2 separate regions of the Homo sapiens genome follow, and region 2 is linked to region 1. The links are chromatin loops, found by intact Hi-C in ENCODE. Cell type or tissue: natural killer cell. All regions are shown on one strand. Each heading gives the region's core, and the rest is flanking DNA. Links, peaks and the distances in the headings are about the cores only. Region 1 overlaps KAT6B (lysine acetyltransferase 6B). Region 2 overlaps KAT6B (lysine acetyltransferase 6B).

Evidence for each region. A loop is a pair of places that touch in the nucleus more often than their neighbours do. Peaks named below come from ENCODE experiments on the same cell type or tissue, not always from the same donor. Only the 100,000 strongest peaks of a DNase experiment are listed, where the experiment ranks them.
Region 2: a loop joins it to region 1, with 4 times the contacts of the local background. A loop is called at or near these places in 2 of 110 quality-filtered maps.

The regions. Positions count from the first base shown.
Region 1 is chr10:74,892,241-74,909,609 of GRCh38, reverse strand. The region is part of intron 3 of KAT6B (lysine acetyltransferase 6B); the gene reads right to left. Among named protein-coding and RNA genes, the nearest start is that of KAT6B, 74 kb to the right of the region's middle. RefSeq lists a silencer at 2,093-2,293. In natural killer cell, for the core only: no CTCF peak of the experiment used is centred there; DNase peaks (open chromatin) are centred at 9,209 and 11,349; H3K27ac peaks cover 1,438 bases.
Region 2 is chr10:74,973,432-74,987,859 of GRCh38, reverse strand. It overlaps KAT6B (lysine acetyltransferase 6B), which reads right to left. Exons shown (of 18, transcript NM_012330.4): 8 at 11,530-12,461; 9 at 10,423-10,544; 10 at 8,521-8,636; 11 at 5,932-6,073; 12 at 2,619-2,780. Among named protein-coding and RNA genes, the nearest start is that of SNORD172, 41 kb to the left of the region's middle. RefSeq lists an enhancer at 5,257-5,306. In natural killer cell, for the core only: no CTCF peak of the experiment used is centred there; no DNase peak of the experiment used is centred there; H3K27ac peaks cover 312 bases.

The DNA of each region.
Region 1 (17,369 bases), core at 5,657-13,656:
ACCAGCGCACAGCTGTGAGGCAGAGAAGGTGAGCCTGGAGCTTATGCACAAAGGAAGATTATCCAGAAAGATGTGGCAGTTCTGTTAATGCAATGCTAACCCAAACTGAGGAGTTCTGCCTGCTATCCAGCCCATAATAAGCTGGACAGGGAACAATTTTTCTGTATACACAAGGGTAAACCCTAAAATAGATATAAGGGAAAAGGCCTTGCCTTACATTATATTTATTTATTTATTTAGAGATGTTGTCTTGCTCTGTCTCCCAGGCTGGAGTACAATGATGCGATCTCAGCTCACTGCAACCTTCACCTCCCAGGTTCAAGCGAGTCTCCTGCCTCAGCCTCCCAAGTAGCTGGGATTACAGGCAAATGCCACCACGCCCAGCTAATTTTTGTATTTTTAGTAGAGATGGGGTTTCGCCATTGTGGCAAGGCTAGTCTCGAACTCCTGACCTAAGGTGATCTGCCCACCTTGGCCTCTCGTGCTGGGATTACAGGTGTGAGCCACCATACACGGCCTTACTTACATTTTAATAAGGCTAAGATGGCCATTTCTAACTATTACTTTTCAGATTTCTCATGTCCCCAGTGGTTACTTTTCCCTCAACCTCTTCACATATAGACTTGTGGATACTCTAATTAAGAAACCTTGGTTCAGAGACCAAAAAGGAGAGAAGCTGCGGAACAATTCACAGTTGATTCAGGGAAAAGGAGTCAAGGCAGCATGTGGGCTTGCAGTAAGCAAGTCTCAGGGGGCTACCAGAGGAAAGATACACATAAAATAATTTTTAAACTATAAAGGAAAAAAAAGGAACGAAGAACTTATATCATGATTTAACTGACAGGAGGTTATCTAAACTACAAAAGTATATGAGCTGGAAAAGCAGAGAATCAGGGGGAATATACTAGGTTGACCCACATAAAATTCCCATTTTTATAGGCTAAAACAATTGAATATCAGTGTCTTAGTTCATTTTCTATTGCTTATAACAGAATGCCTGAAACTAGGCAACTTATAAAGAAAAGGAGTTTATTTCTCTTTCTTTTTTTTTTTTTTTTTTGAGACGGGGTCTGGCTCTGTTGCCCAGGCTGGAGTGCAATTTCGGCTCACTGCAACCTCCGCCTCCCAGGTTCAAGCGATTCTGCATCAGCCTCCCGAGTAGCTGGGACTACAGGCACGCAGCACCATGCCCAGCTAATTTTTGCATTTTCAGTAGAGATGGAGTTTCACCACTTTGGCCAGGATGGTTTCAATCTCTTGACCTCGTGATCTGCCCGCCTCGGCCTCCCAAAGTGCCGCGATTACAGGCATGAGCCACTGTGCCTGGCCAGGAACTTATTTCTTATAGTTATGAAGACTGAGAAGTCCAAGTTCGAGGGGCCTCACATCTGGTGGGACCTTCCCACTGGTGGGGAAGAATCTGCAGAATCTCATGGTAGTGCAGGGCATCACATGGCAAGAAGCTGAATGTGCTGGTTCAGGTCTCTCATACTCTTCTTATAAAGCCACCAGGTCCACTCCCATGATAACCCATCAGTCCATTAATTCATGAATTAACTCATTAATCTAGTAATCCATGAATGGATTAGTCCATTCATGAAGGCAAAGCCCTGGTGATCCAATCACCTCTTAAAGACTCCACCTCTCAATACTGCCACATTGGGGATTACATTTCAATGTAAGTTTTGGAGGGGACAAATATTCAAAACATAACAATCAGTAATTTTATAAGGTTCAAAGGAATAACTATTGCAATGTTTTGCATTGGAAAAGCCATCATGGCTGGGTGCAGTGGCTCACGCCTGTAATCCCAGCACTTTGGGAGGCCAAGACAGATGCATCACCTGAGGTCAAGAGTTTGAGACCAGCCTGGCCAACATTGTGAAACCCTGTCTCTACTAAAAATACAAAAATTAGGCGGGCATAGTGGTGGGCACTTGTAATCCCAGCTACTTGGGAAGCTGAGGTAGGAGAATTGCTTGAACCCAGGAGGCAGAGGAGGTTGCAGTGAGCCGAGACCATGCCATTGCACTCCAGCCTGGGCAACAACAGTGAAACTCTGCCTCAGAAAAAAAGAAAAAGAAAAAGAAAAAGAAAAAAGAAAAGTCACATGAAGCAAATGACTGCACTGAAGAAAAGCCATCACGAAGCAGTGTGACTGCACTGAAGAACACCAGAATGAATGGAGGTTTTGGGCTCAATATGAAGGATGTACTGCTGACAAACAGGACAGCCAAATCAGAAACTGGAGGTGTCCAGAAGGAACACAGTAACACCCTCTCAAGAGATTTCTGTACTGGCTAGTCTCTAAGACCACCCAATGTTCTGAAAAGTTCCAAATGTTCTGAAAGTTCTTGCCCATTATGTCTAAGCAAATCGTGGTGGGTTTGGCTGGTTCTGTTTGTAGTGAGAGCAGACAACTCTCTGTAGTGAAAGGAATGTATCCTGAAAAGAGAATGGAACAAGAGAAATTCAGGAAGGCAAGAAAATAACTATTTCTACCACTTGCAGCCCACCCGCTGCAGAACTTAAATATCCTGCTTTGATCACAGTGGAATCTCAACTGACGTCTGCAGGCTGGAAGAATGAGCCCTACAAACCAGTGACATAAATTTAAAGGAAGGATTGACAGCACTGCTGAAATGCAGTAAAGGGGTCCAGAAAGGAAGCAGTCACTGGCATGTGGGGACTTAAACTGCAAAGCTGTGACCAGGTAGGTGTGGGATGGGCAGTTTGGGACCTCAAGAGCAGAGGGCACTCCAGAGGCGGACGCTCCAGAAAGGCCCAGCAGGAACAGGAGACAATAAATTTAGCCGGAAAGGGGTCTGGGTGTTAAGTCAGAAAAGTGGACTGAAGCCAAGACTGTAAACCATCCCAACTCCCAAGCTCAGGTTTTCACGAAGAAGTCTGCTCACTCTGGTCTCTTAAGCATAGTTTATAGAGGAAACAGAAGACCAAAGTAAGAAAAGTGGTGATTTCAAAGTAGATAAAAGGGTGGAAATGATTATTTTCTTGCCTTCTTGATTTTCTCTTATCCCATATTCTTTTCAGAATATATTCTTTTCACATCTACCATTCTTCTCTACTCTTACTACAGAGAGAACCAACCAAATCCACCAGAATTTGCTTAAACTAAATATGCACATCTTTCAAATGTCCCAATATTTAGGATCCAGACAAAAATATAAAAAGGGAAAAAAAAGATTTTTTTTTTGAGGTGGAGTCCCTATCACCCAGGCTGGAGTGCAGTGGCACGATCTTGGCTCACCACAACCTTTGCCTCCTGAGTTCAAGCAATTATCCTGCCTCAGCCTCCTGAGTAGCTGGGATTACAGGAGTGCACCACCACGTCCAGCTAGTTTTTGTATTTTTAGTGGAGACGGGGTTTTACCATGTTGGTCAGGCTGGTCTCGAACTCCTGACCTCAGGTGATCCACCTGCCTCGGCCTCCCAAAGTGCTGGGATTTCAGGTGTGAGATACTGTGCCCAGCCAATCCTATGGTTTTCTATTAATCAGTTATTGCTATATTTTTTCCTATTTTTCAGACCAGATTTTGCCATATTTCACTCTTAATGGTGTACAAACCATATTAAAAAGTCTCATCATTTTTATTAAACCAATTTTTCTACATAATCCTCTTTAATGAAAATATACACCTCAGCCGAAATGTGAGAAGGGCAACAACAGCATACACTTTTGAGCCCTTATGTGCAAGACAGTGGCATTGCAAGGCATGGATGGAAGGAGTGGTCCACTCAGAGTGCAGGCAATAGGGAGGGCCTTGTCAGTAGGGAATTTAAAAATAGTAATAAACCGACCAAGAGTCAGTTTGCTTTTTATTATCACCCTACACCGGCAATTCCAGACAATTCTAACTCCTGCCTGCTGGGGCTGACAGCTCCCATCACAGCCCTCTTCTCCTTAATCCACCGCTAGTGCCCAACAACGTATTAAATGCTTTACAGAGACTCTCTTTTAACCCTCATTTTACAGACAAGAAAACAGAGTCTGGCAGACTGAGTTAAATGGGGGAATGAGGATTTACCCTAGGCAGCCCAATTCCCAAGCCCACCTGTTTAACCTGCAGGCCACCACCACTCAGGGAAAAGGAGCAAAAGGCAGCAGAAGCCCAGGGTTGGGTTCAGCTGAGAGGCAACAGCTGAATTTGGATGTCATCGTCTATTAGCCTACCGCCTACCTTTTCCATCAGTCAATCAACAACTGCCTGGAGCTCAGAGAACACTTTCTACTTATTAATTTATTGCCCATTTCTTGACGGTTTCCCTAGAGAGCAGGCAGGTTAACTCTGCCACACACCTAGTCGCTGTGGCCTGAGGCAATGATCTCTCACAACTGACAGGCAATGGCAAAAAACTACCTCATGAAAATATTTTGGACTCCTTGGTGTTCACTTTAATGGGCAAGGACATCTGTGTTTTTTTGTACTGTCAAATTCCCATAATAGAAAAATTTTTAATTGCTTCACTTTTAGACTATCTATGCCTTTTACTGGACATCATCATATTGAGAGAAGGCAGGATATAAATAAGAAATAAAAACCCTTCTTCACTAGCTAATAATTTAACTGTGCAAATAACTCATTTTGTCTCCCCAGTTTCTACATCTAGTAAGTGTAATTTTAAGTTACGTCTTCAAAATTCTAGTGAAGGTAGAAGTTCTCTAACAATCTAAACTCCTTAGACCATCAAACTACAAATAGAGGCCACTGCTGTGAAGACTTCTGAAACTAAGATGAAGAAATTCCTCCTCATCCCATTCCCCAGTTACTAAAGGGGGGAGGATCACAGAAATAAAGGTGTGATTAAGTTCACAAATTTAAATTTTAAAAATCAATACATACTGAATGTGAGAAGAACTATGTAGTCACTTCAGAGATGTGAAATATCCAACCAAGCCTGGACTCCCAAAGACTGGATATATTAACACAGCTAAAGAAAGGAGGTGTCAAACAGAAAGCTGGCCAGTCATCAAGGGATGCTGAGGGGAAAGCAAGTGTGGGAGCAGAATTTTACAATGCCCTCAAGATTTGGGCCCCTGTACAATCTCTCCCTATGAGCATACACAGGGCTAGGCTTTTAAAGGGGGTCAGAGATTGTAAAGACCAAAAGTGTGTGGGAGATTTTCCAGCTGACCTTGAAGAAGCAAAATGCTACATTGTAGAGAGGGCCATGTGGCAGGGCAGCCTCTGGGAGAAGAGGACCTCAGTCTTACAACCATAAGGCACTGAATTCCACCAACAACCAGTGAGCTTATGAGACCACATCCCTGCTGACATTTTGATTTCAGCCTGGTGAGTCCTTGAGCAGGGGACCCAGTTACCTGTGCCTGGACTCATAGAAACTGTGAGATAATATACTTTCATTGTTTTAAGCTGCTAACTTGTGGTTATGTGTTACACTGTAATTGAAAACTAATACAGTGAGTCTCCAGAGAAGCTGGCAGTACCCATCTAAACATTGTCCAGACATAGAGAAGGCCATCCTTGTTGTGAGACAGGTGTTTGATGCCATGGAAACTGTGCTCATCTAACTCATGGTTTGGATGCCATGCTCACTAATACACACCTGGCCTCCTACACAGGTCTGCCTTAAGGGAGATAATGTACTGACCATCCACATGGAGTATCTCAGTCCCTGGAACATTTACTTTTCAGGTAAATAAACAAATAAATATGCTGGCCTCCTGATTCCATACACCAGTTTCTTCAGCTAGGCTCCTGTAAGTCTACCCCTGAGAGACAGCTCCACCCTTGATATCCACAGAAAATCAAGTTAAAATCTGACAAAGCTAAGAATTAGCCAGACCCTGGACTATATTAGTCTTACTGCCACAAACAGTGGCTTAAAACAACACCCATTCATGAGCTCACAGCTGAGTGGGTCAGAAATCCAGTCAGGCTCAGCTGGGTTCTCTGCTTAGGGTCTCACAGAGCCAAAATCAAGGTGTCAGCCAGACTCTGCTCTTATCCATGAGCTCTTAGGAAAAATTCACCTCCAAGCTCGTTTAGGTTGTTAGAATAATTCGGTTCCTAGCGGTTGTAGGACTGAGGTCCCTGTTTCTTTGCTGGCTGCCAGCTGGGGACCATGCTCAGTTTCTAGAAGCTACCCACATTGCTTGGCACATGGTCCCTTTCATCTTCGCAGTCAACATCAAATCCTATTCATGCTTCAGATCACTCTTTCTTCCCACCTGCTGGAGAATATGGTTTCTAAGGGGCTTGTGTGATTAGATCAGCCCACCTGGATAGTCTCCCTCTGCCAAGCAAGGTAGTAGAATCATGGGTGATATCTCAAACATGCATAGGTTCCACCTATACTCAAAGGGGAAGATATAATACAAAGGGCAGGGTCACTGGGGGTCTCTCAGGATTCTGCTACCCACACTGGACCATGGCAATCCGACAAGGTAATGAATGCCACCCTGGGAGGGCTCCTAAAAGAGAAGAGCCAGTCAGCTTCCTACAGGAGACCCTTCATATACCACAATACTGCCAAAATCCCTGTTCGTTTAAAAGCAATTAGCATATTTCCCCGTTGTTTTCCAATATTCTTAGTGCTATACATTGTTACTTTTTCCTTCTTCTGAGCTGGAACCTTATGAATGTATTTTGCCCACTCACAGAAATCAAGTTTCATAAAAATTAAGCAGAAACTATAGACCAAATACTGAACATCTACTAAGTATGAGACAATATGTCAAGTACTGTGAAATATGAAAATAATATTAACTCTTCTCAAAGGAGTTGATAAGTAATGCAAGCCAAAGTGAAGATAATATAACATGATTAATGATGCCACACTTAATATTAGTCAAAAGGAAAGAATTAATAAAAGATTCACACCAAATTACCACAGTTTTTAACGTAGGCCTGACAGCCAGAGTATTCCTACAGATGCCACTGGTAACAAGTAGATATGAAGATCTTTAAAATGTTACCACTATGATTCTAAAATTTTGGGATGTTTACTGTGTATATTATGTTTATGTATAAACAAGCAAAAAAAATCAGAGGAAATACACCAAAGTAGTTTAGCTATTTGAATAGTCGGTTTACAGGAGATTTTAACTGTATTTTTATTAGTTTTTTAAATTTTCTCATTTTTCCCCAGTAAGCATATGGTACTCTTAGAACCAGAAAATATATATCTACACGCATTTATATTGGGCAAATCATGGTATTTGCCCCAACTAATCTTTCCTTCAAGCCAAAAACTGTCTTGTCCACAGCTCCCCCTGCTTTGGAAAGCATGGGCAATTTGGATATGGCACAAAAAAGATCAGGAGAGCCATTCAGACCCAGCTAACTGGAACGTGAACAAGGAAACAAACTTGTTGACAGCAAGACTTAGAGCTGAAAGGATACAAGAGAGCTGAAACTACCAAGAGCCCCTGCAAACTGATGGCATGAGAGAACAGAAATGATTAGTAAAGAGGAGCTATGGGCTAGAGAGAAGTACACGAAACAGAGATTGAGGGAGCCAACAGAAGAAAGGAGAGAGCAGACAGGCTATCGTGCAGAGGACGCCCAAGACAGAGACAGAGAAAAGCAGGGACGGATGGGTGGGTGGAGGGATGGGTGGACAGGAGGACAAGGAGAGCCAGAGTGAGTATGCAGTCCTCCTAGCACTTCTTTGATTTCTGACAAGTTTCCAGCTCTCTTTTTAACAAATGATTTTCCATTCCTTTCAACCAAAATGAGCCTAATCAAAATGACATTAAAAACATTACTTCTATATGTCTAAAAATTAAAATAAAAGTTTTTAAAGATCTTCTAAAAGACACTTTCTTAATTTAGATTTGTTTTTACTTCTTCAAATCCCAGTTCCTCCCCACAAACTGATGAGAATCTCTGAATCTCTCCAACCCCAGCACTCACAAACAGAACAATCCCAGTCAGAAGAGGATTTGCCTATTAGCGACACTATCTCCACCAAGACAGCAGCCTTATTAAATTACAACTGTTTGAACAAGGTCAAGCACTCAGAGTTTAATTCAAAGTGTTTCCAGGTATAATGCTGTCAGGTCAACTTAAACAAGCCAACAGAGGCTTGGAGGCTGATTAAATATTAAAACAGAATCTTTCACATCTGTTTTTACCCAAGGATGAAATTACTGTACATCACTTCAATCAGCTCATTAATACACTACACACACATCTTGCCTCAAAGGTTACAGGAATATCAATGCTTCAGAGGCCTGCAGTGAAACCTGCCCACACAGCCAGAAGTGAGGTCACTACATACTTTACAGAACGTCAATATTTCTTTATAAAATGTGAGAGATAATCAGTTAGACATAGACACATTTTAAATTAAAGCATGAAAACCTCCGTGAAGTTAAGCCAGTTGCTTTTGATCTGAACCTTTTCATCATTCATTCAGTTGGCTTTGACAGGTAACTGGATAGCATACGTTGAGCAAAAATTTTGATTCAACGGTAATTATTTTATAAAATGGAGGGTTGTCACATCCAAGTAGAGGGTCATGGTGATCACATTTTTTAACTTATAAAAGCACAAATATAAAATATAAAAGATATTTTAAGTGTAAAAGATATTTAAGATTTTATACTTAAAATATCTTTTATATATATAAACATTTCAAAGGACACACACTTAGGACACTCAAGAATATATACTTTCATGGAGTATTAGGTGAATGAGCAGTTGAGAATTTTCTGCTTTTAAAACTCCTATAACAAGGAATGACACCTGGACAAACAGTCAAGAATCACTTAGAATAGGTCTCTGTTTAACCCCCACTCCCCCAACATTTGCACTCAATGAATAATTCTTACGCTGTTTTGTAGCACTATGTGGTAGGCAGTGATAGCTATTGGCTGGGACTGCTATGCACATTTCCCACCCATGCCTCTTCTTCTGGTATATCACCCCCTTTCATCTGGGAACCTCGCTAGTCCTTGACAGTTGTCAAACACAGTGCCCTCACCCCCTAGCCAGTTGAGTGAGCACACTCTTCAAACCACAGTCCTCATGACCTGGGTGACAGTCTAAAGCATGGGCACATGCCTCCAACAGGCTGCTCCTACACGTGCGCTGGAAAAGAAAAGTCTTTGGGGTTGCCCACCTGGCAGAAGGTATGGGCAGCCATTTTCCCACCCCCAACAAGACAGCCAACAAGCAAAACGCAAAACCTACTCGCAGACAGAGTGAGCAGAGCTCAAGATGTACAAAAACAGCACTGACCACATCCTCTGAGCAACTGGAGCCAACTGGGCCCAATCCACCTCTACTTTCTGTTTTGAACATTAGGTGTCTCTAGCTAAGTCTGATATGAATTAATTAATAATATATTTCAATAAGATATTTTAAATTAGTTCAATATAGACAAGGATGACAAATTTTAAATATTTAACATTTGACTAAAAATAATTGTGTTAGTATCAATGTTACTTGTGAGATGTTTCATTGTGATACTGCCCTAAGGTCACTTAATTAATGTTAACATTATCTGTGTTTAGGTATGTTAGTAATAAAAAAAATCAGAAAAGTTATTCTGACCCAAAGTACAGATAAAATCACACTTTGCTCTAAGAATCCTACTGACCTCTCTTTTTTCTGAAGTTCTACAGAACTTACTTATACACTATAGAACACTTACCTAGAGATTTTAATCTTGCACTGCTTTCTTACTGTTTCATGTGTAATTGATTTAAAGTTTTATTAATTGTTTTGCTATGTTAAAAACAATAAAGTTTGCTTAAATATAAGGTATTTCAAATTAGTTCAATATAGACTAGGATGACAAATTTTAACTATTTAACATTTGACCAAAAATAATGATGTTGGTATCAATGTTATTTGTGAGATCTGTTTCATGGTAATACTGCCCTAAGGTCACTTACTTACTCAGGAGTAGAGGACAAACTTACACCCAAAAAAGGGTGACTATTGAGTAACAAAACCTTCAAAACCCAACTTAAACACTGCAGGCTAAGGAAAAATTATTCAAGAACCATTTGTGAGATGCTGGAGTTTTAAAAATTCATTTAGAGGTCGGGCGCGGTGGCTCATGCCTGTAATCCCAGCACTTTGACAGGCTAAGGTGGGTGGATCACCAGAGGTCAGGAGTTCGAGACCAGCCTGGCCAACGTGGTGAAACCCCATCTCTACTAAAAATATACAAAATTAGCCAGGCATGGTGGCAGGCGCCTGTAATCCCAGCTACTGGGGAGGGTGAGGCAGGAGAATCCCTTGAACCCAAGAGGCAGAAGTTGCATGAGCCGAGATCGCGCCATTGCATTCTAGCCTGACTGACAAGAAAGAAACTCCGTCTCAAATAATAATAATAATAATAATAATAATAATAATAATAATAATTCATTTAGAATTTTAGAAATAGTTGTTTCCATGAGTACATGAAAAACATTTTATTTCTTTGAATTCATTGATACTATTTTTTTTTTTTGAGATGGAGTACTGCTCTGTCACCCAGGCTGGAGTGCAGTGGCGCAATCTCAGCTCACTGCAACCTCCGCCTCTTGGGTTCAAGCAACTTTCTTGCCTCAGCCTCCCAAGTAGCTGAGATTACAGGTGCCTGCCACCATGCTCGGCTATTTTTTTTTTTTTTTGTATTTTTAGTACAGACGGGGGTTTCACCATGTTGGCCAGGCTGGTTTTGAACTCCTGACCTCAAGTGATCCACCCACCTCAGCCTCCCAGAGTGCTAGGATTACAGGAATGAGCCACCGTGCCCAGCCGGTTGATTCTAAATAAAGGAATGATTTGGGAGATGAAACTCAAAGTTTCATTTCCCCTCCCCCAGGATATGATTACATTTGAAACTGAAGGTGACTGTAAGCACAGAACTGTCTTAGCCTTCTTTCTTCTGCTATAGCACAGTAATAGTATTTCAGTAGGAAAACCATGGGACACAGAGCCAGGACACCCAAGTGGAAGTTCTTTCTCTGTCACTGACTGGCCTTGTGAAAATAAAACAGACAGTTCAAAACTTCTTTTGAACCTGTTCTCTTAACTGCATGAGACTAACGCCCACATTATCCACTATATAAGAGGGCAGTGAATAGGAATTTGAGGCTATGGTGAGCAATGATCAGCCACTGCGCTCCAGCCTTGAGCAACAGAGTAAGACCCTATTCCCTTAAAAAAAAAAAATTGTAGAAAGAAGGCAGTGAAGACCCACTGAGACAATGTTAGAAAAAACAAAACCAGTATCATGAGTTTGTGTCATGTGCTATGTGCAAACATGATCTTAGTCATCTTCTAAGGAGAAAACAAAGCTCAAAAAGGCTACTCCTAACTTGTGCAAAGTCATAGCACAGGTAGAAGCAGCAGCTCAGTCCAAAGCCCACATCCTTCCCCTCACCACACTGCCTCCAGTAACTGCAGAACAAGGAAGCTGTACTCCTGGACCCACTGAGGATCCAAATCCTAGGTGCTTTTCCCTTTTTGTACCAATGCCTTTCACGTTTGTTTAAAAAGTAAACATTCTACAATAAACACTTTGTTGCTGTTTTTTTTTTAACTAAAGAAACATATAGATTTATTGTTGACAAAGAAAAATTCCAGCAAACACATATAAGGGCCTATGGTGTTTTGCTGAACAAAATAATTTAAAAGTGTGCTTGTCTGTTATGCTTGCTATGGCTAAAATTCCTAATTTAACATGGCAAAAATAATCTGCAAATGAATTATAGCTAATTGCCTATGGCGTTTTCAAGTTCTAAAGAATGAAACAGCCCCCAAAATTTCAATTTTTAGAGCCATAGATTCCTGTTTATAGATTCCTAGTGTTCATTTACTGAGCGTAAGCAGTTATGAAGACATTTAAATTTTTAATAGGATGTACTTCTTTAAAGAAAAGCTGAAACTTCCTGTTTAGTGATTTAATCATGACACAAGGTGAAAGTATTTAAAAATCAAGTATCTATTGGATGAAGTTCACTGCTAAGACACAGAATAGATGCTGGCCCCATCTTTTATATTCTGTAGGATGCAAACTACATGCCTTGCTAGGGGGTAACATAAAAAAGAAAGTCACCTGGTAGTGGTGACTTACTGAATTTTCTCTGCCCGTAAAGTTTAATGCAGGTAAAATGACTTAATTAACTAATGGGGCTGAGGGATAAGGGTTGTGCCTACCACTGTGGCCCCCACAGTGGAGAGGGCACTTTTGCCACCGCTCTAGGTCCAGCAGTGTGCATTCTTCCCCAGGCAGAAAACAGGTACTCTAGGTGCACAATCAGATTACTTCTGGGACAGACACTTCTTGTCATGTTAGAGTGGGGAGCGGGGGAGAGGAAGAGGTGGTGCACGCCAGGATTTGCGTCTGTGCCAGGGCTTGTTTCAAGGCTGGAGAAGGATGCAGTGAAACCAGAAGAAGGTTAGGCTCAGGATTATAATAAAAACTTTCAAATACTTACAAAAAGGGCTCTCTGAAATCTTAAACCATTAAATTTAAACACTGGCAGTTAATAAAACACAAAGCTATTTGTTTAACAGAAAATAGAATCCCAGTATGGCATAATCTTATACCATACACAAATTCACACTTGAACAATATAATCAAGTAGAGTAAACCATATTAAATGTAAAGTCAATAAATTCTTTCTTTGATTGTTGACCCCACACACACACCAAAGAAAAGACTATAAGGGATTTAACAGAAGGAAATTAATCATCATAATACTTTGGTTCAATGCTGATCTAGGGTGAGATAATTTGGGCATTAGTACAGTTTACGTGAAATAAGATTTAAAGCAGCACATTTAAAACAAGCAGAATTCATTAAACAACCTCTCAAAAGGATCATTTCCTCTAATTATTGCTTTTATAACAGAAGACAAAGGCAACCCAATGTAAGTTCATAAAATCTACAATTAGCTGCCAAAATCTTAGCAGATAAAATTAGAAGAGAAAGCATATTTGGAAGCACAATTGGTAAAAAGTTCTGTTATCTTATTTCTAAAAAGGCATTTGCTCTTTCTTTCTACCCATAATCGTTTAAAGTACACAAATAGGCCGGGTGTTGTGGCTCATGCCTGTAATCCCAGCACTTTGGGAGGCCAAGGCAGGTGGATCACTTGAGGTCAGGAGTTTGAGACCAGCCTGGCCAAAATAGTGAAACCCCATCTCTACTAAAAATACAAAAATTAGCTGGGCGTGGTGGCGTGTCCTGTAGTCCCGGCTACTCAGAGGCTAAGGCAGGAGAATAGCTTGAACCCAGGAGGCGGGGGTTGCAGTGAGCCGAGATCCCGTGCCACTGTACTCCAGCCTGGGTGATGGAGTAAGACCACCATCTCAAAAATAAATAAATAAATAAAAAACTAAAGTACACAAATATTATGGACTAGATATTATGGTAGGCCCATGACAAAGAGGAATAAAAAGGCAAAGCTAAGCTAGGTGATCTAGCAGCATATGGTCCTGGAGAGAGGGGGTTTATAAAAGTCCTCACAATACTTTCAGACAAGTGTGCTAACCTGGGCTGTACCTAAGAGGCTATAGGAGAGAAAAGCAGCTGACTGGCTGACTGGAACATTTTCACATCTGGGCTGAGTCTTTAAAGGAAAAGAAAAAGAAGGAGTCTGAAAAACAAGGTTAAACAAGAGGGAAAGGTACATATCCCATATTTCAGGCAAAAAAAAACAACAACAACAACAACAACAAAAAAGCAGTGTGTGGAATGGTACAGAGCTAGAATATTTTTAGGGAATCTTTGGACATAGGAAGGGGATAAGAGGAAGTCATGCTGGGGAAGGTAAAGCTGGAAAGATTGATAGGAACAAGATTAAGGGCCAGGCATGGTGGCTCATGCCTATAATCCCAGCACTCGAATCCCAAGAGTTCGAGACCAGCCTGGCCAACACGGTGAAACTTCATCTTTATTAAAAATACAAAAATTAGCTAGGCATGGTAGCTCACACCTGTAGTCCCAGCTACGCAGGTGGCTGGGGCACGAGAATCGCTTGAACCCGGGAAGTGAAGGTTGTAGTGAGCTGAGATTGCACCACTGCACTCCAGGCTGCCTGGGCCAGAAAGACTCTGCCTCAAAAAAATAAGGAATAAGATTAAGAAGAAGAGCGTTTTGGTGAAACTATGGAATTAATTCAAGCTTTTTATGCCTTACTCATAGGGCCTATTGGGAAGATATTTAAGACCTGATCAAAATCTGTCATATTATTTCCTAAACTTTTCAGTATTACACAATTAATGTTTTAACCATAATAATAATAATAATAATAATATGATTAAAGGGCAAAGTGAAAAGGCAACTTATGAATGGGAGAAAATATTTTCAACCAAATATCTGATAAGGCATTAATACCCGGAATATATAAATAACTCCTACAAATCAAAAAAACAACAAACTAATGCAATTAAAAAATGGGCAAAGCACTTCAAAAGACATTTCTCCAAAGAAGATATACAAATGGGCAAGAAGCATATAAAAAGATGTTCAACATCACTAATCATTAGAGAAATGCAAATCAAAACCATAATGAAATATCACCTCAGACCCATTAAAATGGCAAAAAAAAAAAAACCAAGTGTTGATAAGGATATGAAGCAATGGTAATCTCTGTGCACTGCTGGTGGGAATGTAAAATGGCGTAGCTGCTATAAAGAACAGTTTGGCGGCTCCTCAAAGAATTAAAAACAGAATGATGATCCAGCAATCCCCTTCTGGGTATATAGCCAAAAGGATCTCAAAGAGATTTTTGCTTACCCATGTTCACTGCAGTAGTGTTCACAGGAGCCGAAAGGTAGAAGTACCCTAAATGTTCACCAACAGACAACTAGATAAAGCAAATGTGGTCTATCCATACAATGGAATATTATTCATCCTTAAAAAGAAGGAAATCTTGTCACATGCTACAACATGGATGAACCTTGAGGACATTAAGCTAAGTGAAATAAACCAGTAAGAAAAAAACAAATACTGCATTATTCCACTGATGTGAGTTATCGAAAGTAATCAAACTCTTAGCAACAAAAAGTAGAATGGTGGTTGGTAGAGGCTGGCAGAAGCAGGGAATCAGGAATTGCTTCCTGGGTACAGAGTTTCGGTTTTACAAGATAAAAAAACTCTAAAGATCTGTTGCACTAACTGTTGCATACAGTTAACACTACCATACTACACACTTAAAAATGGCAAAGATGGTAAATTTAATGTTATGTGGTTTTTTTAAACCATAATCAACAAACAAACCAAAAATAACAACATGGCCGAGCACGGTGGCTCATGCCTATAATCCTAGCACTTGGGGAGGCCGAGGTGGGTGGATCACTTGAGGTCAGGAGTTCGAGACCAGCCTGGTGAACATGGTGAAACCCCGTCTCTACTAAAAGTACGAAAATTAGCTGGGCGTGGTGGCTCATGCCTATAGTTCCAGCTACTTGGGAGGCTGAGGCAGGAGAATGGCTTGAACCCGGCAAGCGAAGTTGCAGCGAGCCGAGATCGTGCCATTGCACTCCAGCCTGGGCGACAGAGGGAGACTCCGTCTCAAGGGAAAAAAGAGAGAAAAATATGATTAAAGGCTGCAAAGTTTCAGGCTAATTCATAAGGGGTCCCTCATGCCAATATGGGGACGTGACCTTTATTATTAGCTGTATGTTACATCAACAAATTTAGTGTTCAAGCTAGTAAAATTTCAAATTTCTCAGCCAACACAGTAATTGCTGGCAAGTTGTATGCTTGAAACCTGCAGAGTATAAATAAGGGAAAGTGTGCTAAATTCTAAAATCCACTCCAGTCTACTGGGGTTGAGATTGTTGATTGATTTTGTCATCATGGAAAGCTATTTCAGGATTTAGTAACATTAAAACCACTAATTTTGGCTGGGCGTGGTGGCTCATGCCTATAATCCCAGCACTTTGGGAGGCTGAGGTGGGCAGATCACCTGAGATCGGGAGTTCAAGACTAGCCTGGCCAATATGGTGAAACCCCATCTCTATTAAAAATACAAAAATTAGCTGGGCGTGGTGGTGCATGCCTGTAATCCCAGCTACTCGGGAGGCTGAGCCAGGAGAATCGCTTGAACCCCAGAGATGGAGGTTGCAGTGAGCTGAGATTGCGTCATCACACTCCAGCCTAGGCAACAAGAACGAAACTCTGTCTTTAAAAAAAAACAAAAAACAAAAAAAAAAACCCACTGATTTCTAGACAGTGTTTTAAAAAGAAAATATTATCTTAAATAAAGCCAAACTTTCAGTTATTAAAAAGTCTATTTAGTCTAAATCCAAATTCATTTTATCCAATGTCAAGCTTTTCCCCTAAGAACAGCAGTGAGGAAAAAGAGAGGGGTCCAAGGAATGAAAGGCGGCAAGTGTGAGGAAAGGGAAAGGTCTGCCCACTTTTCTGTGGTCCAGTCCTGCAGCCTGTAAAATATCTTCCACCATTTGCAGGAGTCCACATGCCAGCTCTCTCTAGTGAGACCCCTTTGCTGGGACCTCCATGCTGCCTGATGCAGGCAACGGGTGCCCTTTGACTCAGCTCTCAGTCTCCTCTCAGCTCCTGCCTCTGTGGTTCACCCACAACCTCTTTCTGCTGCGGGCCTAGCCCTGGCAGGCAGCCTTCGCAGGCAGGACAAGTCTTTCAAAAAGACTCAGGCCAGCTGTCCTCCATGTAGACCACCAGGCCCACAGGAAATGTCAAGCGTTTTTGCTGTCCTCTCTCCATACACTGTCCCCAGGGGCAGCTCCAGCCACATGGGGGGCTTTCAGATGAGAGGAAGATACTTGCCTCTGTATTCACAGACATCCCCAAACTCCAGGAAAGCCACACCACACTCACTCAAGAACGCTTTCTCAGGAGTCCATTCTAATCCCACAGCAGCACCTGGCTGGTACCTCTGTGCAGCTCAATGAGATGTCAATCTACCCTCTTGAATTCAACCGTAATCTCTGAGTTATTCTCTTGAGGCCTTTCTCTAATGACTAGGGGAGGACAGAAAGAGGAGAAACCCCCACCTCCCCCAGGCAAGAGCTCCCTACCCCTAAGAGTTCCTTGCAAGCAACTGACTTATACTCTTCTCTTACACAGGTTGGTTATGCTATGGGGGGTATAATAGCTGCTATGTGCACAAAAGGTGGTTAGAGGTATCAGTGCGAAATGTACAAAAGTAAAGGCTAAGTCCACCTATAGTAACACTGATGTGTGCAACCAGGACTATCCAGGAAGAAAATCTTGATAATTTTAGTAACTCTAGTGCCACTACTAACTGTCGCTGCCTTTATAGGAGACAGGGTCTCTCTTTGTCCCCCAGGCTGCAGTGCAGTGGGGCAAATATAGCTCATTGCAACCCCAAACTTCTAGGCTCAAAGGATCTTCCCACCACAGCCTCCCAAGTAGCTGGGACTACAGGT
Region 2 (14,428 bases), core at 1,401-9,400, 83 kb before region 1:
AATGGGTCACTCTCTCTAAAAAGAAATGTACTCTGGGTTAAGAGAATTCATCCTTGATACCATTCCTTGCTTTGTCCAGAACCATTTCCACCTTTCGGAGTTTTTTGAGATCCAACATAGTAGTGATCCTTCTTCCCCTCCGTGCAGCTTAACATGTTACTACAGCTAAATTCTAAGCTATGAATAAAATAACTAATCCTTCTTTCCTTTCTGTTTACAGCCATCTATTATGTGCTTGGAAAGTCATATGCATGTAACAATTTGCACTGAACCTTTCCAGGTCATTCCAGCCCTTCTCTGGCTATCCTTGAACTGTAGTTCTAATAACCTCTAGAATGTGGTTCAAGAATAGCCCCAAAGGGCCAGAGTCCTCTAGATTCCAGCTGACACATGAGAATATGGTTTAGTTTCATCTAGTCTTTTTTTTTTTGAGATGGAGTCTTGCTGTTGCCAGGCTGGAGTGCAGTGGTGCAATCTCAGCTCACTGCAACCTCCGCCTCCTGGGTTCAAGGGATTCTCCTGTCTCGGCCTCCAGAGTAGCTGGGATTACAGGGTGCCACAATGCCCAGCTAATTTTTGTATTCTTAGTACAGACGGGGTTTCACCATGTTGGCCAGGATGGTCTCTCGATCTCTTGACCTCATGATCTGCCCACCTCGGCCTCCCAAAGTGCTGGGATTACAGGCGTGAGCCACCGCACCCGGCCTCATCTAGTCTTTTAACATGCTTATTTTTTAGATTAATTTTTGTTTCACTATACTGCCAAGGCATATTAGTATTCCAGAATAGTAGGAAATAACAGCAGCTGCTGCCATGCTATAGAAGAAACTATGAGAAAAGTTGAGCTAGTTCTGAGTAAAATTTTGGGTACCCTGGCAGGAAGAGAGGCAGAAATTCAAACTTCAAGAATCACCACCAACTCTACACATGGCTGCTACTCAGCAGCCAACACAAGACCCAGGAGTGGGATGGTCAGTGCAGCACGAGGAAGGTGGGCACCGTTAAGCCTATGTTTAAATCCACAGACAATGAAAGAAACACCATTTTCTAACAGCAAGGACGCAACCACTATTCTTTTTAAGTTTCTGGAGAAGAATGATCTTGACAAACCTACATAAAAGGTAAGGTGTTTTATTTATTAATCATATAGATTTCCTATTTATTGTTTTATTCAGTGTTAATTCTCTATCATCTTTTGAATTTGTAATGTGCAAATTAACTTTCTTCTTTTTCATTTTAAAGCTTTACCAAATATGTGGATTAAAACACTGAGACAGTTTTCCATGAATGCTGTTACTTATTTTTGTTTATGATCTTTGGGTTGATTCTTAAATTTAGGATAGCTATAGTTTGCAAGTACCTTCACATATATTCTATCTTTTGAAACTTCATTAAAATGGCACTTCTATAAAGCATCCCATTTACATTGTGCAAGAGCAGATTCATTAAAATTCATGTATCACCTAATATAAAAAAATATCATAAATAAGAGAGTTTGGACCTTCTATCTAAAAGTCTCATAATTATTGTCTCTATTTATGTACCATCCTGGTACATTTAACTATTTCCTAGGTACCTCAGAAAAGTTAAGGTCATTACCTGGTAAACATCTCCAAACTCAGTTTTCCTTTATTGCAAAGGAGTTATTGTTTCTTAGAAGCCTTTGAGCAGAAGAATGTGAGTGAACTGCTCTGAACCAGTAAAAAGGACAAGCTATATCCGTCCCCTCAATATGTCGATTGTTTTCCCCACTCTAACAGCCAGAGATACTTAGGCTTTCTTTGTTCTTGTTTTGTTTTGTTTTGTTTTGTTTTTGAGATGGAGTCTCCCTCTGTTGCCAGGCTGGAGTGCAGTGGCGCGATCTCGGCTCACTGCAACCTCCACCTCCCAGGTTCAAGCAATTCTCCTGCCTCAGCCTCCCAAGTAGCTGGGACTACAGGCGTGCACCACCAGGCCCAGCTAATTTCTTGCATTTTTAGTAGAGATGGGGTTTCACCATGTTGGCCAGGATGGTCTCTATCTCTCGACCTCATGATCCGCCCACCCCGGCCTCCCAAAGTCCTGGGATTACACGCGTAAGCCACTGAGCCCGGCTGATACTTAGGCTTTCTAAAGGTGAGATTGCTTTAGAACTTAAAACCATAGCACAGAGAATAAGAGACAAAAGTGTAAAACCAGTCATTTTATCAGCTTGACTGTCCAAATGCCAGCGTCCTAACTCACTGAGATACTGTTGACCACAGAGGGAAGGCAACAAGGAGAAAGGAGAATTCTCTCTTAAATGCTACACTAAACTGAAACCTTCATGTTGACACCACTTAAAGGGAAAACGGAAATAAGCTAAACACTGAGAAAATCAAAGACGCTAAGTGGTCCACAAGGCAGCAATTAGAGTGTCATCAAGGCGGCACACAGTGCTGAGGTCCTTTACACACTTACTAGGCACCATGTTTTTTGTTTTCATCTTTTAAAATGAGCTCTGAACAAGAACCTGAGCTTTTCAAAAACACATGTCACTTATTCAAATTATAGTAATGAAAAAGCCCTGTTCAAAGAATTGGGCTCTACCAAAAACATTTTGAAAAAGAAAATGAAGGTCATGCTGGCTCTTGTTTTACCTTAGAGAAGTATCCAACCAGATGACAGCCCTTTTCATCATTTTTTGTAAGGACATAAAAAAGGAATGGCTCGACATCATAATACAACGTTTTGTGGTCCAGGAAGAGCTTGGCTAACAAGCAAAGGTTTTGGCAATAAATTTTGCTCATATTCCCATCAACCTAGCAAAAAGAAACAGACAACATTATTTAACATAAAAATACTGCACCATATAAAATTGTTTCTTCTATATGGTATTTCAGAAAGTACATCATTTTATTTCCAAATCCTAAACTGAGAGATTAAAACACTCTATTAAGCAAGTACAGCTTTAACCAGAAAACAGCTGTCACTGGCAAATCAGAATTCCACATTTTCTCTTAAATTAGGGTACATTTAAGGTAGTTAAAATTTCTCTTTAAGCTACCAAAGAAGGGCCAAACCACTAGTAAAGGAGTAATTTTTACTTGTAATTTATTCTGAGCTAAAAATGATCAGGCATGTCCTCTCTATCTGAACCGAATAAATCTGTATTAAGGAAATATAAACAGATCAAAATACTTCTCAAGTAAGTTAAACTTTATGTTGTTTCAAAAGGGTTTCACATAAAACTAAAATAAATGAACTGTATTATTCTGATTCCTCAGAAGTGTGGATTAGCAAAGAGGTTTCCATTTTGGTTTTATCCCAAGCATCATCTTAAATATAATTGGAAAAGATAAAATATCTATGTTGGGAATACTTACAGAGAAAGTGATATGAATTTCAACCTACAATAAGCACTATGATTACAGTCTACTTCTCTTCAAAATAAAAGAATCAAGCTGTGATACTGATGGCTATAGACAGGAGGCTAGGCACAGATGCCAATTTCTTTGATCAAATGTAGTTACTCTTTGAAAATAGAAAACACAGCAGATTCAAGAAGAATTTCCCTAGCACTTTTCTTAAGGGAAATGGATATTTGCTAACCAGAGCTCTGAAACAATGAACTTGACCATTCTCAGGTCTCCTGTGGACCATACGGGTTCTCATCTTGCACAAATTATTTTTAGATTTCATATAACTATTTCCCTCGGATGGAACCTAGGTCCCATACATAGCAACACAATCAAATATGGGCAATGGGCACAGAGGATACAATTCTCCCTTTAATTAAAGGAAGTTTACATGTATTTGAGAGTATGGCCCTTTTGGAAATGGTAGTATATTACAAAAAGGAAAGATGGAGATATACATAACTGTGAACCAGAAAAATACAGAGATGACAGTGCTGAAGAAAATTCTGATTGGTTGTGAAAAGTGTAAGAGGAATAAAGAAAGGGAAGGCCAGAAAATCGTAATGTGTGATTATTCCTCCTTTATTTTATAAGTTTTGTAAGAAACTGCTAGGAGAAAAGTTGCCCAAATGTTATACTCTATTAACTCAGATTCTAGAATAGGGACCTCGGTACTTATCAAATCCAACTCCTTATTCGTATAAGTGAATTTTACATACATGCTTCTGATGTCTCCCCTCTCATCTCTGGATGGTCCAAAAGCACCTGCCCTGAAAGAACAGCCCATTCTTACCATCCTAACAAGACTGATTCCCTTGCCCATGAGAAGACGTTCCATGGATTTATGAGAGCTTCAATCCCAGTGCTGACTCATGCTGATTTATGAAATAATTACTTAAGGCCAACAATGTGTTTTGAGCTTTGAGAAACAATGTTTTGGTTGGAAGAAAAGATCTAAGGCATCAAGGAAGGAGCCAATAGGAAAGCTGAACTTGTGACATTAGCTAAGCTTCAACTGTGAGCAGCTCTGTCACCTCAGCTGGCTGGGGCTGGCAGGATAGCATACCAACAGGAAGGTCAGGCAACGTGCATTCAGCCTTCCTTCTAGCCCACTGGTTCTTACTGGGGGTGATTCTGCGCCCCCAGGGGATGTTTGGCTACGTCTGGAGACATTTTTGGTTGGCACAACTGGAAGGGGTGGTGGTGCTACTGGCATCCAATTAGCAGAGGCCAGAGATGCTGCTAAACATCCTACGCTGTATAGCATAGCCCCTACAACAAAGAACTAACCAGCTTGAAATGTCAAAAGTGCCTAGCTTTTAGTAAGAACTAATATATCACCTAATCTTCCCAGCAACAATACCCTTCTTCCTCCAAGCTTACCGAAAGAGCTGATAGAAAAAGAGAAAGCTTTAAAAAAATCATAAGACACAACTGGAGTTTCCCATGTTCTCTGATCAGTCTTGGGGAAAAACTAGTGGGCCCAGACCTGTCTGAGAAGGAGCCTGGTCCATGTGAGAAACCTACAACCTTCCCTTTATTTAATAGGATGGCAAGACACTGCAGGCCAGAAATAAAGAGAACTGTAAGGCAGAATAATAAGTTTCAGCCTGAACAATTCAGAAAAAGAAAATCCAGAAGTGAAACTATATTCCAGAGAAAGAGGACATCACGTTTGCTGTACAAGGTAGGCTTGTTTCAAGCACCTAGGAATGAGCACCAATGCACACCACAATGGGTCACAGAGGAGAAAATGCAGCAGACAACAGAAGTGTGCAAGTGGAGGGAAGAGCATAAAGGAGAAACGTGAAAAGCCCTGCAGACAGACAGTAACCTGTGAGAAAGGCATGGTCTCCTCAAGGTGAAACTGACTCAGCTTAACGGAATCCCTGAAACTGACAACAGATACATAATTAAACAATGCAACTATATAGAGGCAAAGGCCTGCTACGAAATCAATTCTGGAAATACAAAATGTCTTCAAGAAACCCACAATGACAGACATATGGCCACAAGGGGTTCCTGTGAACAGCAGAGTTCTTCAGGGGTGGCCATCTACCCAGATGGGAGGGAGTCCCAACATCTGCTAGGGTCTCACCAAAAGGATTATCCACACTGCCAAGAAGTGGATGGAAACACAGGTGGTTGTGTATTGAGGAGATATGTACAGCTGCTCAATTCCCTGGAAGAGTGAGCACCTGCCAGACATTGGCTGGAGCTGCTGAACAAAGCTCATTTCTCCTGCCAAAGAAAGTAGAATTTACAAAGAGCTGAGGAGATCATAAATTCATGGTGAATATATCTAGTGTAGACAGGGATTTTGGGGAAGACAAAAATGTTAATGTGATGAAGTAGGGATTCTTCATCAGTCTAAATGGTTGCTTAATATGGTTAGATAAACATTCCAAAACATGGAGATGTTTTAAAGGGCAGTCTGAATTTCAGTGCCAAAATTAAGTATACTTTGTACCTTCTAAACACAAATCAGCACATAGTCAACAATTAGGAGTACTAGATTTCAAAAAGCTGAATTTTTTTATTTACACGCGCTTACCTCAAATACTGAAAGGTCTTTCCTTCGGTAAATTTCATTTGCTGGAGGATGAAACCATCCACACTTCTTGGAGTGTCTTAGCAAAATATTTTTACTTTTCATATATTTAAGACAGAATTCACACAGGTAAAGCTTTGGTAATCTGTTAAAGTTTAAAAATCATAGAATCTATCAGATAGATTATACTGTTGGGGGGAAGATTAAATATTGTTCAATTTTCTCTACATCATAAAAAGGCTGTATAATAACATTGGAGGCTGGGTGCAGTGGCTCACACCTGTAATTCCAGCACTTTGGGAGGCTAAGGCAGGCAGATCACCTGAGATCAGGAGTTTGAGACCAGCCTGGCCAACATGGTGAAACCTCATCACTACTAAAAATGCAAAAATTAGCTGGGCGTGGTGGCACATGCCTGTGGTCCCAGCTATTTGGGAGGCTGAGGCAGGAAGATCGCTTAAGCCCATGAGGCGGAGGTTGCAGTGAATCGAGATTGCACCACTGCGCTCCAGCCTGGGCAACAGAGTGAGACACCGTCAAAAAAATAAAGAAAGAAAGGAAAGAAAGGAAAGAAAGGAAAGAAAGGAAGAAAGGAAGGAAGGAAGGAAGGAAGGAAGGAAGGAAGAAAGAAAGAAAGAAAGCCAGCCAATAGTAAAGACAGAATGTAAAAACAACCATACATTATTTTTTAATATAATCCATAATATGTGCTCCCTTTACTTTGTGAACAAATAATTTGTTTCCTTAAAAATATCCTATATAAAGAAAGCTTTACAGATGTGGAACCACCACCCTAAAAAATCAACTTAATAAGGATATCATCCTGTCAAGGGACCAAGCATATTTTTCAAAATTCACATTTACTATCTTATTTCCAATTATATATGGTTAGTGGTATAGATATAATATCTTACTCAGAAGTGAATTTATTATTTTAAACAATCTGCATACATATGAGGCTGAAAAGTCCTCAAACTTAGTTGTTACCATTTCCACCTCTGGAAGAGGTAACTTTAAAGTTATTATCAGAGATTTATATATGGTCTAAATGCAGTAAATAGCACGGCTGAAAATCAAAAGACCTAATTTGTTTTCTACCAATTCCACTGTTACTTTGAGTAAAAGACAAACACCTCTCTTCCCTGCTGACTTTTTCTCCACCTTAAAAATCAGAACATTTTTTATTTCCATATCTTAATGAACATGGCTGGTATTTATAAGAAAATGTTTAGAAGCACTTGCAAGGTCTTTGGAGTATAAGAATGGGGAAAAAGGTTTTCAAGAGAGAGGCAGACACAGGTGAGACTACTTTCAAATCTTGCACTTATGTACAAATTTTATTCAAATCTTTCAGAGCACATGGCTTATCATTACCTATGCAAATTAAAGCTCATAGTCTTTTAAAATTGTTCAAGAACACACAACCAAATGGTATAAGGAAGGAGAAACCAAAATTCTTGACTCTTATTTTGTCACTTAACTTTTAGAAAACACTTAGCATTTTCTCCAGTTACGTGATTGGCCAGACACTCACATGCTAACGAAAAAAAATAAGATCTATTCTATAAGAAAATCAAGTTTATAAATACTGAAAACTTTGCAGACTAAAAAATTTTTGAAGATACTAGTAAAGTGTACCCTGACATACTTTATGGAAGACATCTATTCTCAATGTACCCATTTTGGGATATATTCGTTCACAGGCTAATCTTGAGTTCAAGACAAACAAAAACTTGGATACCATTATTTTCTCCTTTTTATTTTTTATTTTTTGAGATGGGATCTTGGTCTGTCACCTGAGCTGGAGTGCAGTAGTGCAATCTCGGCTTACTGCAACCTCCACCTCCTGGGTTCCAGTGATTCTCCTGCCTCAGCCTCCCGAGTAGCTGGGATTACAGGCATGTCCTATCACGTCTGGCTAATTTTTGTATTTTTAGTAGAGATGGGGTTTTGCCATGTTGGCCAGGCTGGTCTTGCACACCTAACCTCAGGTGATCCACCCACCTTGGCCTCCCAAAGTGATGGGATTACAGGAGTGAGTCACCGGGCCTGGCCTTCTCTTCAAAGTCACAAATGTTCTAAAGTAAAAATTTGGGGAAGGGTCTCTTAAGACTACCCATTCCCACTTACTTTCTCCCATTTTTCCTTCTTTTGCTAAATTTCTATTAAAAACTTGAAAATAAAATGCCAGAAATCAGAGATAAAAGTAACAGGCCTAATTAAAAAATATAAAAGACAACTGGAGAAGAAAGTCTACCCAATAATTCACCATGGCAAATTTCTTTTTTTTTTTTTAATTTGGTTTCATACAAAACCAACATTTCCCCAATTAACCAAGGAAAGAAAGCACAATCTAGAAGCTAAATGGCAAAATTTATAATGCCCATGTAACTAAGGAGCATAAGGAATTTACCGAGAACAAGGAATACCATAAAAAGGTGCTGGCAAAAGCAATAGTTTGGGAAGCACTTGGCATTGACTACCAAAATTTATTTCCTAAAATCATCCCTAATTCCTGCTTTAGAATCAAGAATTTTCCTTTCTCACATATGTGACATTCAAGTTATACACCTGCCAGACTTATTCCATTACCTTGCATATTCCTGTGGGTAAGGCGAGGAGTACCAGGTTTGGATTTCATATTTACCAAATTCAATCACAGAAGGGTACCGGCCACAGTCTTCCACCCCACTCTCACACTCTATTTTCTGTCAAATAGAAAGAAAAGGAAAATAATAATATATATACTTCACTTACATTTTGGTTCTTTCACCAGTGACTATCAAAACTTATCAAGATCAGAACACTAATCTTAATTGTGAATTTGCATGGCCTTAAAACACTATAGACCCTTATGAAATAGGTTGGTGCAAAAGTAATTACTGTTTTTATAATTTTTTCAATGGCAAAAACCACAATTACTTTTGCACCAACCTAACATTACCTTTGTGTAAGATTCACAGCAAACGAATACCCTAAGAAACAATATAGCAAAGGAAATAAGTATGGTATAAATACATACAAATGTCGATAGAACTGGATTTAACAATCTGTTGTAACAGATTAGAAATTAGGTGATTATAAATGATGTGGCTATTACACAGGCTTATTTATTACAGAAGCTTACAGTTTCCTATTCCTCCACGAAGTAGTATTTATCACAACTGTAATTAAATAATCAATTGTGAAATCTGCAGCTTAGCATTTGTCTCCTCTTATTTCCCTTATTTCCATGTAGTAAGCCACACGAGGTTAAGAACTCTGCCTGCCAGATTCACTGTGGTATCCCTGGTGTCTGGTACAGTGCCTGACACAGAACAAGAATATTTCTTGAATAAAAAAAGCCAGTTTTACCATGTTGGAATGAAAAAACTTTAGAATTAGCAGTATCTTTCAGATAATGGCCTACTGTTCATGTTTACATATGAATGTCAGAAGTAGGCCAAAAAAAGATAATATTTAAGGACTTCGAATCTTTTTTTAAAAGAGGTGGCATCCTGCTGTGTTGTCCAGGCTGGAGTAAAGTGGCCATTCAAGGGCACAATCCCACTACTGATCAACGTAGGAGTTTTGACCTGCTCCATTTCCAACCTGGGCTGGTTCAAGGACTTCCAACCTTAATAACTGGGGGAAATCTGACATTTATCTTAGCCAAAGGAAAGCTGATACAAGGCATCCTGATAGATCGGGGCAGAATGAGGGTTGGAAATACCCAATAGCTCTGAAGGTAGAAACTGTCAGGAGTATTTAGCCCAACTGGCTGCTACTAAAAATAAAGCGTTAAGAGCCTACAGAAAACCCCTTCCCCACAAAACAGGAAGTGGGGTTGGGTAGGGAGTCTACCTGACCACACTGGTCATAGAAACCGAATGTAGTCACTGACACAACAAATTCACAATTCATATTAGATTCGTCTTTGAGAAGTCTGACAGCCTCACCTGTCAATATCTGGGTGGTAATAACTTAAGCAGAATTAAAGTGGAATCACTTAAAGAAATTACTGGACAATAAAAATAAAACTGACTACAACTGATTGTGAAACAAAATATTGTTTTCATCAATGCAGAAGAGCTAAAAATATGAGACATTTTTCATATGGCTGGCCATCTGTGTTGGAAGAAACATCGGTGAATTTAACAGTGATGTTCTTCTTTTTGTTAATGATTTTAAATTGTTATTTTCTAAATTTAGGCAAAACTCATCAGAAATCTATTCCTTCACACCTAGAAATGTTTTCCAAAATCTGCCTCAACTAATGCTACTCTGTTTTATTTTGTGAGACCAGCTGAGTCCATACCTACTTTTAAGAGTGGCGACAATTCTACTAAGTCATTGCTTTTGAATGTACAGTCAGTAGAAATGGGCATGATAACGGCTAAAGAATCACAAAGGATGTTGAAAGGGATTCTCTATAAAATCAACACAGTAATTCCATATTAATAGTTAGAAGCCACATCTTATACTTGCTACTACAATGTGGGATCCTCGCCTTACCTCCCAAGAAAGTTCCTGGGCCTGCTTAAAAACATCCAAATCCTCTTCAGTAACGACATCCTTGTTTCCAATCACATTTACATCTGCACTTTCTTGTTTGATGTTTATTTTTATTTCAGTATCTGTCATTTAAAACCAGCAGAAAGTGTATTCACTGACTTGAATCATGAGTAACCACCATATATTACCAAAATGGCACCAAATTAGCATACTGGGCAAATAGGGATTTTTTTTAAAGCTTTATAAATAAGCTTTTACATCTAAGCACTGCTCATAGATCCAGCAGTATCCTTTCCCTGCTATACTCAAATTTTTATTTGAATTTATCACTGTCATCTTTTTACAGCTTTAATAAATATATGAGGGAAAGTAAGAGCAATACAAAGTGAAATCATATTTTTCAACCAAGATTAGAAGTTTTATCGATGTCTAGTTATAGCATTCCCATTATCACTTTTGAGATAATAAATTCTACCACTTTGTCCAAATGACACAGTTTCGGTTTTTGTTTGATAAAGGGTAGCAAATGTAATGGGCCAATTTGTTCAATGAAATTATGAAATCCGTTTTCTCCCTAAGGTGGATACACACACAGACACACTCACATCCAAAAGCACACATCACAGAGTCACAGATCAGGCTTTGCTGAGACGGAAGCAGGATGAACTTTGTCATGAGAAAGCAATGGAGCAGAGGGAAGAGCTGAAACACCCCCTGTTGGAAGCACTGACAGCACACAACTGAACAGCGCTGTGGCTGCAGAGGTGACATGGGGGAGAGCATGGCAGAAGCATGGCAGTGGCTACTCATGCGGGACTACAAAGCCATAAGCAATGCTATGAAGGCATCTGGGGGTCCTAGTGTCACTACGAATGGAAATAAATAATAAAAGGTGGGAGAGTATTAGTTGGAAAAACAACATTTTGGAGGTTTAGTCAGCATTAGAAAAAGGTCAAAGTTTCACTGCTTCTGTATGAAAGTGAAGTGAGAACAAGAGAAATAGCTAAGACCTATGTGACAAATAGGAATTGATTGGTTGATTTTTTTCAGGGTTGGGGAGAAAGGGACGGGACGCAGGTTTGGTTGGAGCTTTGACCTTTTGCTTACCATCATCCTGATCAGGTTTAATCCTTCCGTCTGTCAAGCTCCCCTTCCCTGGTGAGGGGGTCCCCATCTGAGGGGTCACTTTATATTTTAATCTGCCTAGCATCCTGTGCTTTTTAAGGAAAGTTGTTCGCTTGAAGTGAGCAATTGCTTTAAAAATACTTCCTCTAGCCATCCCCCAGCTAGAGGAGGAGGAGTGAGAAATAAACCGACTTCTAATATCTCTTTTGCCAAAGAAGTGGGCTTTAGATTTTGCCGTGGAAGATAATTCAGTTTTACGACGCATACGTTTGGGTGGTGCATAACTCGGGTGTCCCTTTTTGCGAGACTGTCCCTGAGTGGTATAGATATGAGAAAGCCCATCAAAGAGTGCCTTCAGCTGGCTGTTAGTGGTAAGGCTGCTCAGGGAGGGCACACTGCACTGGCTGGAAGAACTCTGGGGAGAGGGAGAAGAAGTGGCCGTGCTGGACTTTTGTGAACTGGGGCTCTGACCGGAGATGGGGGTTGGGGGTGGAAGTGAAGAAGGTGGAGGTTTTAGCTTTTGTGTGGTACCTGTAGCCAACACATGAGAAGTGCATGACTGTTTCTGAGAGACCTTTTTCCTTGGACGATAGTGCTTTGAAAAGTCTATAATTTCACCTCGTGATCTGCGACCATCAGGTGATGGTGTAAAAAACTTAGTAAGGCCATCAATGAGCCCTTTGGTTTTCTTGTTAACTTTAAGTGTAGAGGCAGAAATGTAGGTGGAGGTGGTGGTGATTTTGGTGGTGGCACCAGGCCGAGTGGGGTCTGTAACAGCCAATCTGCTGCTTGAGTCCTTCCCAGATGCAGCATGACCAGATGAAGGTGTGGTACAGACTTTAGTCTTTTGACCCCTACCAGGTGACCCCCTTCCTGTGAATGCATTCATGGATCCTTCATCACTGGTTACAGACCTAGGCAGAAATTTAGAGAATAGTATCAGCATTTAATAAATAGAATTATAAAGGTATCTAAAAACAAATTTATTGCAACTAGATGCATTCAATGGGCTTAAACTTAAGAACTGTATTTTTTGTGTGTGCCACCACCTAGATGTTTCTCTGTTGGAAAGGCAGCAGCAACTGCATTTACATGTCATGGTTCTTCCAGGGCCCATCCACCAGGTACTGGAAGAATCCATGTGGACCCAAGGGCAATATAAGCAAGAAAAATGCTGAAGAGACTAAAAGAACACCCAATGCTTTAATTATAATTAAATAAAAACAAGCTATCCTTTGGTGTTGTCACAAGTAGTTATGATTTCCTGAAATGTCTTTTTTAAAGTATTAGGAGGAAATAAGTCATATGTGTTATCCAGAAGCAAAAGAAGAAGCTTATCTAATCTCTAGTTAAAAGTAATTTTTAATTCAATTTGCAAACTTATATAAATAGAGTTTGGATATGGCTATAAATTTGTACTTTTTTTTAAGAAAACATAAAAAGACATCCTCTTCCTCTCAGCAGTTTGTGCTTAGGATGGTAAGATAACCAATAATACTCTCTTAGGAGAGAAGACAATTAACTACAGCATAAAATATTGCTGAAAAAAGGACAACAATAGCAAAAAACTGAAGAAATGATTAAAGAAAAGCTACAGCGGGTCAGACATGACATGGAGAGTCTGGTGAAGAAGCGGCACATTTACCATGGTCATTATCAGACACTTGGCGTCAGAATCTTTGTACCCTGGTTCTGCCCATACTGTTGAGTAGTTCTAGAAACTAGAGGTCACTCGCTAACACAGCTGCTTACATGAACAGCGGCCGACTGTCTTCACCTCAGGCTAGGGTTTGCGAAGCTACCCATTTTGTAGCAGAGTTTTATACAATAGAGAAACATTTGCAGATGAATTATGACAATGCTGGGGCCCAAGAATGTACTTTCAAAATGATCAATTTAGCTAAAGGTGAATAATGACAAAATGAAAGCCTTAAAAAGATACAATACTGAATTATAAAAATATCTTAAGTAATTACAAATACAAGAGTATATTTTAGTGATCATCTTGTATACAAAGATTTAATGACCAGATTTCAGCTGTTAGTTGAAGGGGAGGTAGGTGCAGCTACCAGGCTCATCTGAGGTGGCTCTACTGCCAGGGACTCTGCCTGGCACCACCAATTCAGCCAAGTCAGGTGAACGCTAGAGATCTCTAGTGTCACTAGAGACACAGTGAGAGTTACCAACAAGGAACTCATCCAGGCAAAAATGTTTCACATCAGAAAGCTGCATTTGGATTGTATCTGGAATCGATTGCCCAGAAAGGATAATATGCTTATAAAGCATGTAAAAAGGAAAACTCCCTAGACTGTCTTAAAAATTCCTAAGCTCAAAGGACAATTTTGGACAAACAAAAAGTTAGGATTGGTGCCAGATGCAATTTTCAGCTGTGTCCTCTGTTTAGAAAGTTTATATCCTAATTTGGTTTTTTTAATTGGGCCCTGAGGATATGGACCCATGTTGGGAACAATGCTTACACAGGATGAATGCAAAAACATATAATTTCTACTTCAAATGATACTACCATGAAAGATTTTATTCATAAATGTTTCATGTTTGCCTCTAGAAATTTTTTCAAAATCTATTGAAAATGTCTACTGGTTAAAGGGTTTTTGCAAAGTTTCATAGAAAACTCTAGAAAGGAGCCTGCATTTCTTACTTCTTCTTAGGAGATAAAGGTGCGGGAGAATACTATTTTTCTGAGAGCAAATAAGATAGTGAGAGCAGCTTCAGATAAAATTAGGGGAAAAGGAGTAAGCAAGGGAGTGAGATTCTTGGAGTCTGTTCAAGGTGTGTGCAGAGCATGTATTCTTTCTCCATCACAATGACCCTTTCACTAAGCCTGAAAAGATGGTGGTAGTCTGTTGGTAGAACTGCTATA